Linked DNA regions of Homo sapiens: region 2 is linked to region 1. The links are chromatin loops, found by intact Hi-C in ENCODE. Cell type or tissue: K562. All regions are shown on one strand. Links, peaks and the distances in the headings refer to the core of each region. The heading gives the core; the rest is flanking DNA.

Region 1 (8,333 bases), core at 55-8,054:
GCTTGGGGCTGAGTCTTAAAGAAATTAGAGAAAGTCCCCCTGCCTGTGTTCCGAACTAGGTGAGCCATCCAGAGTGTGTCCTTGTCATCGCAAGAGCTTATGAGATGAGTACAATTATCATCTCTATTTTATAGACAAAGAAACTAAGGTTCAGAGAGGCTAAATGATCAACCCTGGTAACATGGCTTAACACGAGGAAGAGCAGGGATTCATGTGCCATCTCTCAACTTAAGTCTAGAGCTCTTTTTACTGCCAAAGCTGTGACAGCTGCCTCAGTGACATTTCAGGATGTCAAGGTTGAGTGGAGTAATTGGCCACTCACCCAAAATTTGCTCATCTTCTTCCAGCCCCAGAGCATCATGCCCAACTCCAGACATCACGTGGCCTCTAGAGGGATGTGGCCTGGAGGGAGGCGGCTGGCCTGCTACCTCCATCCCTTCAGGATGGCCGAAGGAATTGCAGAAGTTTAACTGCTTCTCTGCTGCCTCTAGATTCTCTTTCCCAAACACTGCATTGCTATCTCCTCGCTCAAAGTCCCCTGGAAGCCGTCTGTCAAGAAACTGATTCTGATTATTAAATGCAGCTGTAGCTTGTTGCTCCATCAGCCTCAGCAAGGAGTGCTGATTAAAGAAGTTGGAGAAGCCAATAAGTCAAAGTGCACGGACCACCAAGCCACATCCTGGCAAGCAGTAAAGGTACTCCCAGGAGCCTGTCATAGCACTTGAGACTGTCTGAGCCCCTAAGCCATGAGACGGCACTTGCCAACTGGTGTCTCCATATTTCCTCCCATGATACCAGGACATGTGACCCTGAGAGCTGACCTAGAAGAGGTCAATGATTTGGCCTGCTAGGGGCAGACATACTCAATGCACATGTCCAAGCAAGGAGGACACAATAATATTGCCCTCAGCTTTGATCAATTTATCCTCCAAGCCATTTGTCTGCCGTTTCTAATTTCTTTCACCATCCCCTCACCCACCCCTCCACGCAGACTAGGTCCAGTGCCCCAAACTCCAGAGTAGAGTTCCAATTTTCGTCCTCTTCCACTCAGCACAGGATTAAGCCTTCAGGACTAAGTTCAAGTTCCCTAGACGATATTTAAGGGCCCTTGTGTCTTAGATCCATTGTGTGTGCTCCACCCTGTCTCTCACTGCTCCCCAATACAAATCGTCACTCCAGCCTCTCCCTGCTCACCCTCACCTGCTCTGGAGAGACCTGACCTCTGCCTTGCTCACGCTGACACTGCCTCAGAATTGAAGGCAGTGTAACAGTGGGGCTCATATTGATTATGACGTGAGCTTGAGCACATATCTTTTTTTTTTTTTTTTTGGAGACACGGTCTTGCTCTGTCACCCAGGCTGGAGTTCAGTGGTGTGATCAGAGCTCACTGCAGCCTCAAACTCCTGGGCCCAAGTGATCCTCCCACCTCAGCCTCCTAGGTAGCTGGGACTGCATGTGTGTGCCACCATGCCTGGCTAATTTTAAAAAAAAAAAATTTGGCAGAGATGGGGGTCTTACTATGTCGCCAAGGTTAGTCTCGAGCTCCTGGCCTCAGGTGATCCTCTCACCTTGGCCTCCCAAATTGTTGGGATTATAGCCCTGAGCCACTGTACCTGGCCACATTTCTTAACTTAAAAAAGAGCTGGGGCAGCTCTTTTTAAAAATATCCATGGAAAGTGGAGCTGAATCAACATGACTCAGCAGAAATGGTCACAACCAGTGGCAGAACTTCTTATTCTTGGCCTCCTCTCAAGGCCTGGAGTTGGGGGATATGATCCACCTTACTGGGCTGTCATAAAGCCACATGGGATCATGCATATAACCTCTCCCTCTACACAGTACTTGGCAGGTGACACATTACTGCTTCTCACAAGAAAACCCTCCACCTCTTCCACACCCATCCAAACTCTTGCTGTTCTTCAAGACACTCCTCAGATACTGCCTCCTCCAGGAAGCCTTCCCTGCCTCCATCCACATGCACTTTTCCCCTTCCCTGAACTCTGGCAGCGCTCACCATGTGTGTCACTCGTTGTCACAGTTGATCCCCTTGTGCCTTCCAGTATTTACAGTGAAGGAGGATATGGCTTTCACTCTAGCTTGATTATTAGCTCTTTAAGGCCAAGAACTGTATCTTGTATTTTTTTTAAACCCCATGACATAAACACATATTGACTCTTCAGCATCCAATATATTCTTGTTCCAACTGAATGGAATTTCCATCAACTTGACATTCCTCCCAGAAGAATGAGGTATTACTTGAACCTGGAGTTGCAATATAGTCTTCTTCGTCTCGGTCATTCACAAACACGTAAAAAGACCCATCATAGATAAGATCTCCAGGAAATCCCAGTGTTTATAGTTTTCCATCTGGGAATGCATCCACTTATGTGTAGCTTTGTTTATGGTCTTTAAGCCAATTCCATATCGATGGTAAAACAACCCTTAGTGACTCAATTTTTTAAAAAACAGTCTTTAAAGTGGGATTTTCTCACAGGTTTTTGAAAGTCAAATTAAATTGGGTTCTGTGGTTCCCTCTTATCCATATGCTTATTTATCTGCTCAAAGAACTCAAGGAGATTAGTGAGACGTGATTTCTCCTTACTGACACCACGTTGCCTTCCCTCTAATAGGCCATGTTTACTTAAGCGTTCAGCAATTCAGCTTTATTATACATTCACTCGGTAAACATTAAATGCTTACTCCATGCAGGCTGCTACCAAACGGTCCCTTGTGATACAGAAAATACCTCGGCATATTAGTTTGATAAATTAAGTGAAAAGGAATTTAAATAATGCATGCTCTCATTCTCCAACAGGGAGAGCCCATGTCTGCTCACAAATTCAGGCTTGAGTTACGTTGAGTTTTGTCCCTGGACAGCCTGGTGGAGAAGGGCCCTGATTTGGGAAGCTGGATTTAGCTCTGAAATTTGACATGAGCCGTAAGCATCCCATGAGGGATCCATAGAGCATATTCACTGGAGGTGGGGGTGATGCAACAGGGAGCTCCCTGACATACAACAACATTGAACAAATGTGTGAATTCAAATATCATCCTGTGAAATATTCTTTTCCAAACTCCAGAACACTGGCTGGAGCAGACTGTGGGTTGGATCCGGAGCGGCAGTTCTTAATGTCATGCTTTCCCATTCACAGTTTTTGGGCCTCTGGAGTCTGTGCAATGTCTCTGCTTCATCTTGCTCATTTTCCACGTGGACCTTGTAGGTCTCTATCAATGTCCTCAGTGCTTCCTGAAACTGCTCCATGATGGTGCAACCACAGCTTATCATTAAACCCAAATCAATCTTCTTGGCACTTATAGAAGCTCAGTCGTCCTGGTACATCAGGACTCGGATGTTTCTATTTAGATATTTTCAATGAGCTCTTCTTTGCTGTCAGGTACGGTACCTAATGAAACCATAGGGCAGCTCTTTTTTAAATATCTGTGGAAAATGGAGCTGAGTCCACATGACTCAGCAGAAATGGTCACAACCAGAGGCAGAACTTCTTGTTCTTGGCCTCCTATCAAGGCCTAGAGTTAGGGAGCTGTGGGAAGGGTGATAAGAGGTAAGCCAGTCTTTGGCCCATGTTAGCTTGGTCTGGTCAGATAGGCATGTCAGGGATGTGTCAAAACACTAAGCCTAGTGCTTTGGAGATGTGGGTTCTGGTCTGGAGTGGCAGTATGGAGTGCCATCTCTCAGGTCCTCATGAGCAACACAGAGGTCACCTCTCCAGGCACAGGTCGAGCCACACCACTGACACACAAGAGTCACGTCCAAAGCCATGTGATGGACGTGGTGGGTGGTTTTATCCCGAACCATCAATACCCGGCACCCTGGCTGCCCCAGGTTCAGCCTCTCAGGGGCTGCTTCACTCGCTCTCCACACAGCTGTGAACATTGCAGGATGAGTCACTGTGAAACCACAAACTCCTTGGCATTGGTGAAGATGACTAAAGTTATAGGCAAATTAGTCACTGGAAACCTTCCTGTCCTCTGTATCTGCAGCAGCCTCCTATCGAAGGAAGAAAAGAGTATGTTGGCTCATTGCAGAGCTAATTGGCAAGGAAAGCTCAATTCAGGGCTACAGGTGAGTCAGACGCCCTTGTGCGGGGGCCACAGGGACCCGCCTGCTGGCATCCATTGAGGAGAGAGGGGCCCTTGGCAGACTTGCCATAAAACCGCCCCCCTTGAACTCATTCCTACACCTGTAACCACTGACAGTTTTTGAAAACTGTTCACCTGGAGTTCCTGGTTCTCTTTCTCTTAAATCAAACATTGAGTAAATGAAGACACTCAGATGTTCAAACATGTGCATCAAGATTTTACTTGTGAGAGTGGTTGCCATGCATGACCTAGGGAAGCTCTCATGGCTTCAGTCAAACCTTGCCAACTTTTTTTAGCTGTGCATTTCTTGAGAAAGGTCAACTCACATTACGGGTCTACAGCTCTGAGCAAGGGAGAAGTTCTTCCTGAAAGCACAAACAGACTACAGAGGGCAGTGAAACCAGAAACACAGGTGTGCAACCTCATTTGCCTGCCCCCGTCTCTATTTTGAGGCCTCTTTGTTTTATGTGACCTCCGTCTCCTTCTCTGCCGCAATCTTCTTCTTATAACACCCACTTTCTTCTTTTAATTTCCCCCTCTTCTAAGCCATAGCCCAGTGGTATGGCGAAAGGTCTTTGCTGTGCATAGGAAACCCTCCAATCTGAACTGGAAGCTTCCTGTTGCAGGATGGGCTGCCCCATTGGAATTCCCAGGTGACAGTCGCAATGGGATGCCTGTCCCCTGCAGGTCTCCCATTTCACCTGCTTTTCTAATGTCTGGACATGGCTAAGTCCTAGAAAAGCCAGATCCATGGCATTACATTTAATCAGTACAACACACTGAGCTTCGTTTCCAACATGGTAGCTAAGTTTTAATTCTAACATCTTTAAAAGTACTGAGTGTCTTGTGATGCCTTGGGAACACAGGAATAGTGTTAAGTGGTGTTGATTCTCAATGCTCAAATGTACTTCTCTCTGCCTTGCAGAGATTTTTCTAAAATTTCAAGACCTTGTTGAAAATGATTTCATATTTTTGTGTCTTACTAGACTCTTGGTTCAGCAGGAAGCTATCTTTATATATTTTTTTAACAAAAAGAAATTAGTAAAAGCTTGCTCTGATATTTATGCCATATTTCCCTAACTTTTGTCGTGGCAGAAGTAGAAATAAGTGTGTAAACCAGGAGATTAATATCTACAATTTAGGCATGAGAATAGAGAAATAAACCATAAAATCAATTCTTATCTCTCAATGGATATATTCCAGAACATTCCATGGAAATCAAGTGACTAAGTCCTGATCCTCCCTGTCTTTCTCCGCCCCAATCTCCTTCTTATGACATTCCCTTTCTTCTTCCCATTTTCCCTCTTCTAAGCCATAGCTCAGTAGTATGGTGAAATGTCTTTGATTTTAGTTTAAAGAAATGAAATCAGATTCCAGATTTGCTACCTCTTATTAGTTGTGTGGCCTTCAGACAATCCTTTAACCTCCTGATTCTCAATTTCCTCCTGTGTAAAATACATTAGACTAGCTAATCCCTAAGGTCTGTTTGGTGCCCAGTTCACGTGACCGTTGGCAGCCACAGGGAGCCACGGAGTCCCACCAGCGTCCCATAGAGCCACTTGGAGCTTCAGGTACAAGGAACAAGCCCCTCTTAGGCCCCCTCAGGAAAATTTATTCTCGCAGCCAAGCATGTCAAGTGCAATATCAGGAACACCCTTGTCCTTCTTGAACACTGCTTCTGGCCAGAAACTCTGCTGAGATCTGTTGGAGAGTTTCCTGCAAAGATAAGAGTTAACAAGCCCCCAGATTCCCTTCCCCGCTCAGGAGGGGCCCTCACTGTCAGCTTTGGGGCTGATAGAAGCACAGTTCCAAGCGCCTGGCTTCCTCCTCCTCCCCAGTGGATAAAATGCTGGAACTCCGTCAGGCAGGACTGCCATAATTAGAAGAGGCCCCTTTCCAGCAGCTGAAGCTGACTAGGCAGATAGAGCCCAAATTTGTTTTTAGCCACCACATGCCCCTGAGCTGACCCCTCGAGCTGTGGACACATCTCACAACCTCACCCGGAGGCCATTCTCTCAGGCCAGTCACACTCTCCCACAGAGAGAGCGAAGATGATGTCAAATCTATGGCCACCTTCTACCAGCAGAGGGAATGAATGAAAACTGACATGTAGAAGAGTAAGACCACTACTGTTTTCATTTTTGGTATTTTTTTTTTACATTTTAATTTTTTTATACTCTATTTTTAGTAAAAGGGACACCTTTACTATTTCAAACCACCAAAATATAAGCCCTATTTGGTTCAAATCTTTGTACAGCCAGATAGCAATAGATATAAATTGACAATGGCCTCAAGTATAGAATTTGGGGTTATACAAGTGACAGAATTCTTGAGTCTCAGTTGATTATAATATAATGAGGGGACAGTGCCAGGTCTTTCACGTCTCCAGGTGGGAAGGGGACAAGTTGCACGATGGCTGTCCTCATCTGTGCCTGGTTGTGTGAGAATTAGAAACAACGTTTGTAACAGTGGTACCTAGTCTTTGTGACCGTGGTCCTCTTTTTGATATTAATATTTTTGCAGACTAGTTGGCATAAACAAGTTGGCTCTCTGTACTCACATTACAACCACTGAGGTATAACACTATCTCTTGGAGTCCTTAGAAGCACCTCGCTCTGTTCAGCTGGCCTCTCAGCCTTGTGTGGCTGTTTCAGAACTGTTGATCATCTGTCAAGTCATCCCAGAGATCATCTAGATCTTGAGTCCATTTCTTGCATGTTCCAGAACACAAGAAAACATTTGTGGCTATAGCTTCATATTCTATCATGCCTTTCATCCCTTTCTCCCGATAATACATGAACCCGGTTACAGCAGAAATGCATTCCATGCATTTGCAACACTCTGGAAGGAGCCAGTGGTTCTTGTGTGGCTTTACCAGGCCAGTCGAGAATCACTGGGCTGGTGCATGAGAAACCTTCAGTAAGTGGCTGCTGTCTTCATGCACCCATGGAATGCCGAGGTGTTGGTTTTCTTCAATAACCTGCTCCTCAGGGCAGTGTTTCCTAATTGCTGGAGAATGACCCAAGAGTTGATGAAATAATATGAAAAGTACTGTGTTTGCTGTAAGATGGACAAGTATTGGTGATATAGGCCACCCCACTCCCACCCTCCATTCTTTGTCTTGATAGTTCCAGTCCCAGTACAGCACCTGGCACACAGTAGTTGCTCCATCATTATTCACAGCATAATCACAGACACCATTCAGAGCAGAGCTTGTACAGCCCTAAACATAAAGTGCAGCAAACCCAGCTCAAGATCATTGAAGCTAGCAGCCATTCAGCTCCTGCTGTGGGATGGCCAGGGAGGGTCAGAGACTGTGGTCTTGACACATTCTGTGTGGGGTTCATCCACATCTTCCTAAATGCCCAAGGCATGGCTATTTGAAGCAGAGCAAGTAAAGACAACGAGGGGTCCCTCTGCTGGGTTTTCTGTCCCCCTCTGGCTGCCAGCACTAATCTAGCCTTTGAAGAGGGGCAGAAGGGGCAAAGTTAAACCACACTTTCCTCTCTTACCTGTTGTCACCCCTCTAATGACTTTTCACTTTCTCTGCTCACCTTCTCCTTCCTGCCTCTTTTAGAAATGGGAAACAAAGGGCCCATAGGCCCTAAAAGGGGCCACCCTTTGAAGGAGGAGACATGACCACAAATGTCACCCTTTGATATCCTAATGGGATCCATGTTAAAAAAGGAAGTTTTTAACCTGGTCTCAGAGGACACTTGCAAGAGATGCCAAGGAAGGCAGTGTGATCATCCCAAGTCAAGCAGCCTAACGTGAGCCTGTGAGAGAGAAACTGCAATCCACCCGCAACGTGTGGTCATCAAAGGGCGGCAACCCCAGTTACCAGCTTGAGATTAAAAACCCAAATTAAAACAGGGCCAAAGGATTCCTGTCAGCTCTTAACACCTCTCTTAAAATGTGACCACTGTCTGAAAACCATTGTTTGGCTGATGAGGTCTAACTTCATTACACATCACAGTAGGACACTCCTTCCTGAGACCAGGCACTGCTCCCATGAGTGCAGTAGGACAGACCTCCTCTGTTCCTGACGATGATACCCCAATACAGCCCGACAAGCGTGTGCTCAATGAAGGTTCCCAGATCTTTTTAATGCGACTTTTTGCAGGTCAGGTTGCTTCCATCACATGCACTGAACAACCAAATTTTAAACCTAAATATGAAACCTTGTAGTTACATCTGTTGATTTTCGTCTTGTTAGTGTTCATCCAGCATTC
Region 2 (8,333 bases), core at 79-8,078, 85 kb after region 1:
TAGGATGTCAACAGGCTGCTTTTCAACTGATTCACTGTTAAAATTTTAGGCAGTGTGAACAACCTGTCTGTCAAACTGTTTGCAATATCTACTAAAGCTGAACATACACATCCCTCATGACCCGGCAGTGCCATGCCCAGATGTACACCCAACAGAAACCTGTACTCTGTTCACCAAAAGCCATAAACAAGAATGTTCATAAGGCTTTATTCATAATGGCCCCCAACCTGGGAACAACTCAAATGTCCATTGACAAGGAAAAGGATGGATAAATCGGGGCAGCTCACCCAATGGAGCACCAAATCATGAGGATGAACACACCACAACACACAACATGGGTGACTGTCACAGACATGAAACTGAGCAAAAGAAGGCAGACCGAAAAGCCTGCATGGAAATATTTCATTTATAGGAAGTTCAAGACAAAGAGGCAAAAGTAATCTCTCGTGTTAGAAGTCAAGACAGTGGTTACTACTGAGGGGCATGTGACCGGGAGAGGCCACGGGTGTGCTTCCAAGTGCTGGAAGGTTCTGTCTTGGTCTAAGTGCTGGTTACACAGGAATGCTTACAGTGTGAAAATTCATTGAGCTCTAAGTTTGTGTTTGTGTCATATTTTTCCATATGCGTGTTATTCTTCCATAAAATGTACAAGAGGAAAGGAAGGGAGGGAAGGCTGGAGGGAGGGAAGGTAAGACCAGGTAGGCCCAGGTAATGGAAAAGGCTTGGAATTTGAAGACCTGGATTCAGTTCCAACTCTACCATTAACTGGCCGTGCGACCTGGGACAAGTCACTTCACCTCTCCAAATATCTGGTTTTTTTTCATCTATAAAATAGACAATAAAAGCTGCTCTACCTACCTCACAGTGTGGTTGTGAAGACCAAATGGTATAATGGATGTAAAAATCCATTGGTGAGCAATAAAGTGTTTCACAAGGCAAAACACTATTATTATTCTAGATCTCTGCAGACAGCAATTTCTGCAGCAGGTCAGCACTGTCAGTGAAGCTCAGCCCAGAGCCATCATGGAGAAGACTGATGCCCCGTGGGTTGTGTGTTTGTGTGCGCACGCAGCCTGGTTTATGTTTTTTCATTACATCTCTGCACCTAATCCCTTAATGGCCTGGGCCTCAGAGTACAAAAACACCTGGAAAAATCTCTGTGTTTTTATGAGACGGGTTCTGTCCCCTTCTAAAGCAGGTATAAATAGATGCCATGTACACTCTCTTAATTACTTTTTCTCGAGTATGGATGAATTTCAACATCTAAATCTGCCAAATTATTGAAGCTAGCACAGAGAACTTTCTGGGCATTGGCCAGGGAAGCCAGCAATGTGGATGGAAAGATTTATCACCCCCTCTCATAACCAAACCTCCATCGTATCTCCCTGCAAGCCTTGAAACTGCTCACTGGACCCACTCAGACAACAGAGCTATGGGATCTAGAAGGTGAAATGTCAGAGCTCAGAGAACCTCAGCTCCCTCCCAACCTTGCCATAAGAACTCAGGGCTGGCCGGGCGCCATGGCTTACGCCTATAATCCCAGCACTTTGGGAGGCCGAGGTGGGTGAATCACCTGAGGTCAGGAGTTCAAGACCAGCCTGGCCAACATGGTAAAACCCCGTCTCTATAAAAATACAATAACTACGTGGGCATGGTGGTGAGCGCCTGTAATTCCAGCTACTTGGGAGGCTGACGCATGAGACTCGCTTGAACCCGGGAGGTGGAGGTTGCAGTGAGCCGAGATTGTACCATTGCACTCCAGCCTGGGGGATAGAGCAAGACTCTGTCTCCAAAAAACCAGTTGCAAGGGTGAGGGGCTTTGCCTCTGGTTTATGGTCAGAAGGGCAAAGCGAAGGTCACCCCATTTTCCACGGCTTGGTTTCATATTATAGTCCCACGGTCCCTGGAGAATCAGAGTGAATGGAAATCTTTATTCTTCATATGGCTGTATTGCCCCAAGCTGTCCTCGTGCTTAAGGGATTTCCAGCTCCGGCTTCTAGAGGGCAAGGGCCAGCATCACTTGGCCTACTTCTTAGTATAAGACCAAGTCTAGTGACAGCTGGGTAGGCATAACTACTACAGATGCTGCTGTTCCTACTGCTCTGAAGAAGAAAACTGAAGCCACCTCTGCTTCTATTTCCTTTAACAACATAGAAAAATGATAATTTTTCTATTAGGTCCGTGAATCTCCAGGAAAAATCTTTGTGAAAGCAATGACATTTTTATTTTCTTTTTCTCATTTATACTCCAGATGACATCTGCACACACACCCAGTGTGTGGCGTATGTGTAGGTGTGTGACTGTGTGTGTGTGTCTAGCTTTCAGAGAAAATGATACACAAAATGATAAATATAGAAAAGAGATTAATAGGAGAGGGCAGTACTGTTATTTCCTACATAAAAGGATTTATCGATAGATTGCCCATAGAGTTAGTTCCCTAAACCATCAGGTTAATCTATTGTATTTAAATGTATTTAAATATTGGGCCAGGCAGAGTGGCTCATGCCTGTGATCCCAGTACTTTAGGAGGCTGAGACTGGAGGATCACTGGAGTCCAGGAGTTCAACACAAGCCTGGGCAACATAGTGAGATGTCCCCGCATCTCTACAAACAAACAAAAAACAATTAGACAGGCATGGTGGCTTGCACCTGTAGTCCCAGTTACTCTGGCGGCTGAGGCAGGAGGATCGCTTGAGCCCAGGAGTTCAAGGCTGCAGTGAGCTATGACAGCACCACTGCACTGTAGCCTGGGCCACAGAGCAAGAAAATAAACAAACACATATTGGTTTCTAGATCCTAAACTATATGATGGAAAGACTAAGAGACCAAGAATCTTAGGAATAAAATTAGAAGTTACTGCCCATTGAAAATCAACTACATATGAAAAAGTCTCCCCCAAAATGAAGAAACTCTGGTTTGAGAATGTAAATCACTAGGTAAAGATTCTGTTTATTTTATTTCCATGTTTCCCAATATTTAATTTTCAACCCTCTAAGAGCAGTTATTTTATAAAATAAGTCCCAGCTGAAATGAATTTGATAGGATTTTAGAATTTCTTTCTCCCTTAACACATCCTATTAGCCTAGTTCAATAGAGAGAGCAGAGCGCCTCATGTTGAAATAAGCTTTCCCGCCACTGAATGTGTTCAAACAGAAATATCACCTGCTTAGGAGGTACTTTCCAGTTGCCAAAGACTTCCACCTTCATCTTCTTGTTCACTCTACTCTGCAAGATGGGTGGGACAGCATTACAGACGAGGGGTCCTGTAGATACTGTCCTGACGACTGGCCCAAGGCCATGGCTAAGGGTTACAGACCCGGAACAGAACCCTGCCCTTTGCCTCCCTTGTGGGACCCAAAGCCAGGCCAAGGTCAAGGGGAGGCGCTGCAGGGGGGGCTTCCTCATTGGGTGTGGACAGCAAAGGTTGATTTTGAGATTTCCCCCCAGCTCTAATTCTCAGTAATTTGGCCTTTGAAACAGGAGGCAGAGAGAACCCTGGGGGATGGCTTTTCATGTTATCTTTTGGAAACATAGAAGCTTCAGGTGCTTCCTGGCTTGAAATAAGAGAATATTCTGCTCAGTCCCCCACATTTTTGAGACACTCCAGGCCCAGCAGACCCACAGCACCCTCACTAGCTGTTGGTAACGTTGGTGCCTGGATGTACTGACAGAGGACCAGGTGTGCCAAGGGCCTGTCACCCAGGCTGTAGTGCAGTGGCACTATCTCGGCTCACCGCAACCTCTACCTCCCAGGCTCGAGCAATTTTCCTGCCTCAGCCTCCCAAGTAGCTGGGATTACAGGCGCCCACCACCATACCTGGCTATTTTTCTATTTTGAGTAGAGATGGGATTTCACCATGTTGCCCAGGTTGGTCTCGAACTCCTGGCCTCAAGTGACACCCCCTGCCTTGGCCTCCCAAAGTGCTGAGATTATGGGCGTGAGCCACCGTGACTGGCCGATAAGAATTCTTTTCTAAACATGACCACAATACCATTATCAACTAAAACCAAAATGAATGTTCATTCCTTGAGAGCATCAAATATCCTGTTGGATTCACAGTTCCCTGATTGATTCATATTTGTTTTAGGTTGGTTGCAGCAGCCTCTGAACAAGGCCATCCACTTTTCACTGGCTTATTCTCACTCATCCTAAAAATCTCAGCCTGGACATTGTCGCTTCCTCCTCACAGAGTCCCTGATCCCAAATGTGGGAGATGTGTGTCTCTCATCTGTTCTCCCATCTCACCCTTATCCACTTGTTTGCATCCTGATAGACTGGAAGCTCCGAGAGGCTAGGACATGTCCGTGCATTTTAAAGTTACGTCTCCCGGGCCTAGCACAGTGCCTGGTGAATCATGCTCGCCAATTCCATATGTATTCCTTGAATATGTAAATGAAGGATCTCCTAAACAGAACTGGTTTTGCATTCCTCGTAAGCACATTCGATAACACTTTACACATCCATGTCATGATTTGTTTAGGAATCGGTTTCCTCAATGGACAGAGCCTCCTTGGACCCCCAGCACCTGGTCCCGCACCTGACCCATCCAAGGTGCCCGCTGAGGAACTGCTGAATGAAAGAGGACTTATAATAAATTCTATGTTGAGACTTTGGGTTCACAGGCCTTCCTCTCTGGGCCTCATTTTTCTCCTCTCTGTCAAGGAAGGATGGCTGGGAGGATTTCCAAGGTCCTTTCCCGGGACGGGGAGTCCTCATTTAGCATGCGCTTGTTGCCCTCTGCTGGCAGAATTTGCTCAGGACCGTTCTGTCCCTGCTATTCCTGAAAGCTGCAGACAAAGCCAGCAACTGCTGGGTGGACCAGCCAGTGAGTGGGATAGGGACTTGAGTTTTGTTGTCTCGCTGGTTCGACTAAGACATGGAGGTGTGTGCGTCCTTCTGCCTCATCCGTTCATTCCTCAGGTGTGGAGAAGCGCTAGGGTAGGTCTCAGACAGACAGTCGGAAAGACCTATGCCCCTGAGTGCACATTAGGACAGCCAGGGGGCTAAAAAGGGAGAGCTGGTGCCCAGGCCCCACCTCAGACCAACACTGGGGAGTAGGGCCCAAGCATCCATCTATACTAAAACATATAAAAATCTGGCTGTTTCTGGCTGGGCGCGGTGGCTCACACCTGTAATCCCAGCACTTTGGGAGGCCGAGGCAGGCGGATTGCCTGAGGTCAGGAGTTCGAGACCAGCCTGACCAACACGGTGAAACCTCATCTCTACTGAAAATACAAAAATTAGCCGGGCGTGGTGGTGGGTGCCTGTAATCCCAGCTACTCGGGAGGCTGAGGCAGAAGAATTGCTTGAACCCAGGAGGCAGAGGTTGCAGTGAGCCGAGACCGGGCCATTGTACTCCAGCCTGGGCAACAAGAGCGAAACTCCGTCTCAAAAAAAAAAAAAAAAAAGCTGGCTGTTTCTAACATGCAGCCACATGGAGAACTGCTGAACCAAGATGGTCTTTACATACGTATCTTTTTGTTTGTTTGTCTGTTTGTTTGAGATGGAGTTTTGCTCTTGATGCCTAGGCTGTGATCTCAGCTCACTGCAACCTCCACCTCCCGGTTCAAGCGATTCTCCTGCCTCAGCCTCCAGGGTGGCTGGGGTTACAGGCACCCACCACCATGCCCAGCTAATTTTTTGTACTTTTAGTAGAGACAGGGTTTCATCATGTTGGCCAGGCTGGTCTTGAACTCCTCACCTCAGGTGATCCACCCACCTCGGCCTCCCAAAGTGCTGGGATTACAGGCGTGAGCCACCGCACCTGGCCTACATGTGCATCTTGATCTAAAAGCCTAGAAGCACAGTTAAAAAGAGAAAAGCCTATCTAGGGAAAGAGTAAAGACTTTGATTTTCTAATACAAAATTCGCTTAGCCTATCTTTAAAAATTTTCTTTCTTTGACAAACCGTGACAACTTACAAGCCATACAGTTTTCTTCGGGGAACCAACACCATTTACCCATTAGGGATGCTGCTTCCAGATCCAGTTTTTCTTTTTGAGATATAGTTCCCTATTTTTGTGTACCGCACCTCTGTTTCTTGTTTGATACATGCATATTCCTGCATTTGTTAAGATTCGTTTGGTTGCAGACAATGGAATTCAGAATGTTGCTAACTTCAGCTGCAAGTGAGAACTTGTTGGAAGGGACCAAGATGCCACCCACAGGGTTACCTGCCAGGAGCAGATGGCAACAGGAACTGGAACTCCATGGGGCACCGAGAAATGGTCTCTCTGTCCTTTGCTTCTGCTTTGTTGTATACATCTGATTCATTTCTTCTTTCTTGAGGCCAACTGCTGTTTTCTGCTCATTAATCCACAAGGCCGAATGTGGCCAACAATGGGTCTCCACTTCCCTGTGTTCAATCGCCACCTGCTGGAGAAAAACTTTTTTCTTTGTCCCAGATCGAAATTTCCAGACTGGCCCCTTTGGGCCAGTCAATCTTGGCCTGCAGGGCTGGCTACAGGATCTGTGAGGCCCAGTGAGAAATAAAAGCGTGGTAGCCTTTATTCCCAAAGCAGGGGGACGTGTCCATCGTGGTACTCAGCGAGCTTCTTTGTTTCTTCTGCAGTCTCTTTTTCGACTTGTCATGGTGCTTTTTATTTTCCATTTACTGTTGTTCTAAGTAAAGAAAACTCAATGTTAAATTATTAGCAAGCATTTTACCATTCATCTTTATATCAAACAATGCCAGTTTTAAATGTAAATTTCAGAGCGTTTAACTTATATGCAGAACCACTGAAATTACACAATTGGTGTTTGTGACTTGTTGGCCAGAAGAGACAAACACAAACCAAACTCATAAAGATTGGAAGCAGGAAGACAAGTTGCCTCCAGGTTTGCCCAACGGGGATGTTCTTTCAGGCCTGGACATACTGGATGAGCGGGGGGAGTCCAGACCCTTCCAGGCATCCAAGGGCCCTGTCAGCCACCAGACACATGCACTGAGACCCAGCCAGGGAGGCAGGATCTAGGGAAATTGGTCCAGCTGTCTCCCCTTTCCACAGCCTTCCCCAGCCAGCCACAGCAGACTAACCTCCAAGGATCTCTAAACCTCTGTGCTATGACACCCTCAGTACCTGGGCTAGGGGTGGGCAGAGGTTTGCCCCCATCGAGAAACAGCCTCCGGCCGGCCCCGCCACATACACTGTGTGCTGCCAGCCTAGGGCAGGGACGGCCACCACCATGCCAACCCGAGATGCTGCAGGGTGCATGCACCCTATCCTGGCCCTCTCTGTGCCTGTACCCAGGACCCTGTGAAGTGTGGACAGCAACAGTGGCCATAGGTCAGGGCAGAAAGGGGGAAGCCAGGTGGAGAGCACAGGCAGCTGAGAGCTGGTCGTGGGAGGCAGCCACAGGTGGAGCCATGCATAAGCCAGGCTTCCAAAGCACAGATTCAAAGATAAAGTTACGTCCGGGTGCAGTGGCTCACGCCTGTAACTCCAGCACTTTGGAAGGCCGAGGCAGGCGGATCACTTGAGGTCAGAAGTTGGAGACCAACCTGGCCAACATGGTGAAACCCCATCTCTACTAAAAATACAAAAGTTAGCCAGGCATGGTGGCAGATGCCTGTAATCCCAGCTATTTGAGAGGCTGAAGCAGGAGAATCACTTGAACCCGGGAGGTGGAGGATGCAGTGAGCCGAGATCACACCACTGCACTCCAGCTTGGGCGACAGAAAAAGACTCTGTCTCAAAAAAAAAATAAATAAATAAAAGATAAAGTTATGAAGACTCTCAAGACAGCGCCACAGAGGATTAACCCCCGCACAGAGCCCTTTTCATTGGTCACTTGCTCAGCCAGCTGCCCCAGTGGCCTGTGATGGGAGTGGGAAGTGTGGGGTTGGGTGATAACCTTCTAAAGTTAGAACCGTTCCCAGAAATGCAGACGGGAGAGCTTTGGGAAAACCATCCAAACCTTGTTATTTTTTATGACAAAGTAGGAATGCCACCCTGGCCCTCTAAATTCATAAACAGTCACAGACATGGGATTAAACTACATATAATTTCTGCAACGTGGCTTATAGGCATCATTAAACAGCTGCAATATGTTGAATGGCTATGTCATCATAGATTAGCTACGATACTGGCTATGGACTTCAAGACTCCATGTGTCCTGGCCCCTGCCCTTCCACCCCTCTGACCCGAGATGCAGTTCTAACAGGTTCCCGGGTGATGCTGCTGCTGCTGACCCTTGCCCATCCCGGAGCTCACTTTGAGAGCTGGCTGAGATCCCAGGCAGGGTGGCCAGTGGCTGCTCCAGGGCTGTGAAGGGCTCCCCCTGCAGACGGAGGAACTAGGCCTCCCAGCGCCTGTAACTGGAACGTTGGCGG

What was found. Peaks named below come from ENCODE experiments on the same cell type or tissue, not always from the same donor. Only the 100,000 strongest peaks of a DNase experiment are listed, where the experiment ranks them.
Region 2: a loop joins it to region 1, with 2.3 times the contacts of the local background. A loop is called at or near these places in 4 of 110 quality-filtered maps.

Annotation. Positions count from the first base shown.
Region 1 is chr7:139,912,718-139,921,050 of GRCh38, forward strand. The region is part of intron 4 of TBXAS1 (thromboxane A synthase 1); the gene reads left to right. Among named protein-coding and RNA genes, the nearest start is that of TBXAS1, 88 kb to the left of the region's middle. RefSeq lists enhancers at 988-2,187, 3,089-4,288, 4,191-4,490. In K562, for the core only: no CTCF peak of the experiment used is centred there; DNase peaks (open chromatin) are centred at 1,754, 3,564, 3,884, 5,984 and 1 weaker place.
Region 2 is chr7:139,997,734-140,006,066 of GRCh38, forward strand. All of the region lies in intron 9 of TBXAS1 (thromboxane A synthase 1), which reads left to right. Among named protein-coding and RNA genes, the nearest start is that of PARP12, 61 kb to the right of the region's middle. RefSeq lists a silencer at 343-543 and an enhancer at 4,890-4,949. In K562, for the core only: CTCF peaks have their summits at 4,741 (motif pointing left) and 6,381 (motif pointing left); DNase peaks (open chromatin) are centred at 4,728, 6,358 and 7,808.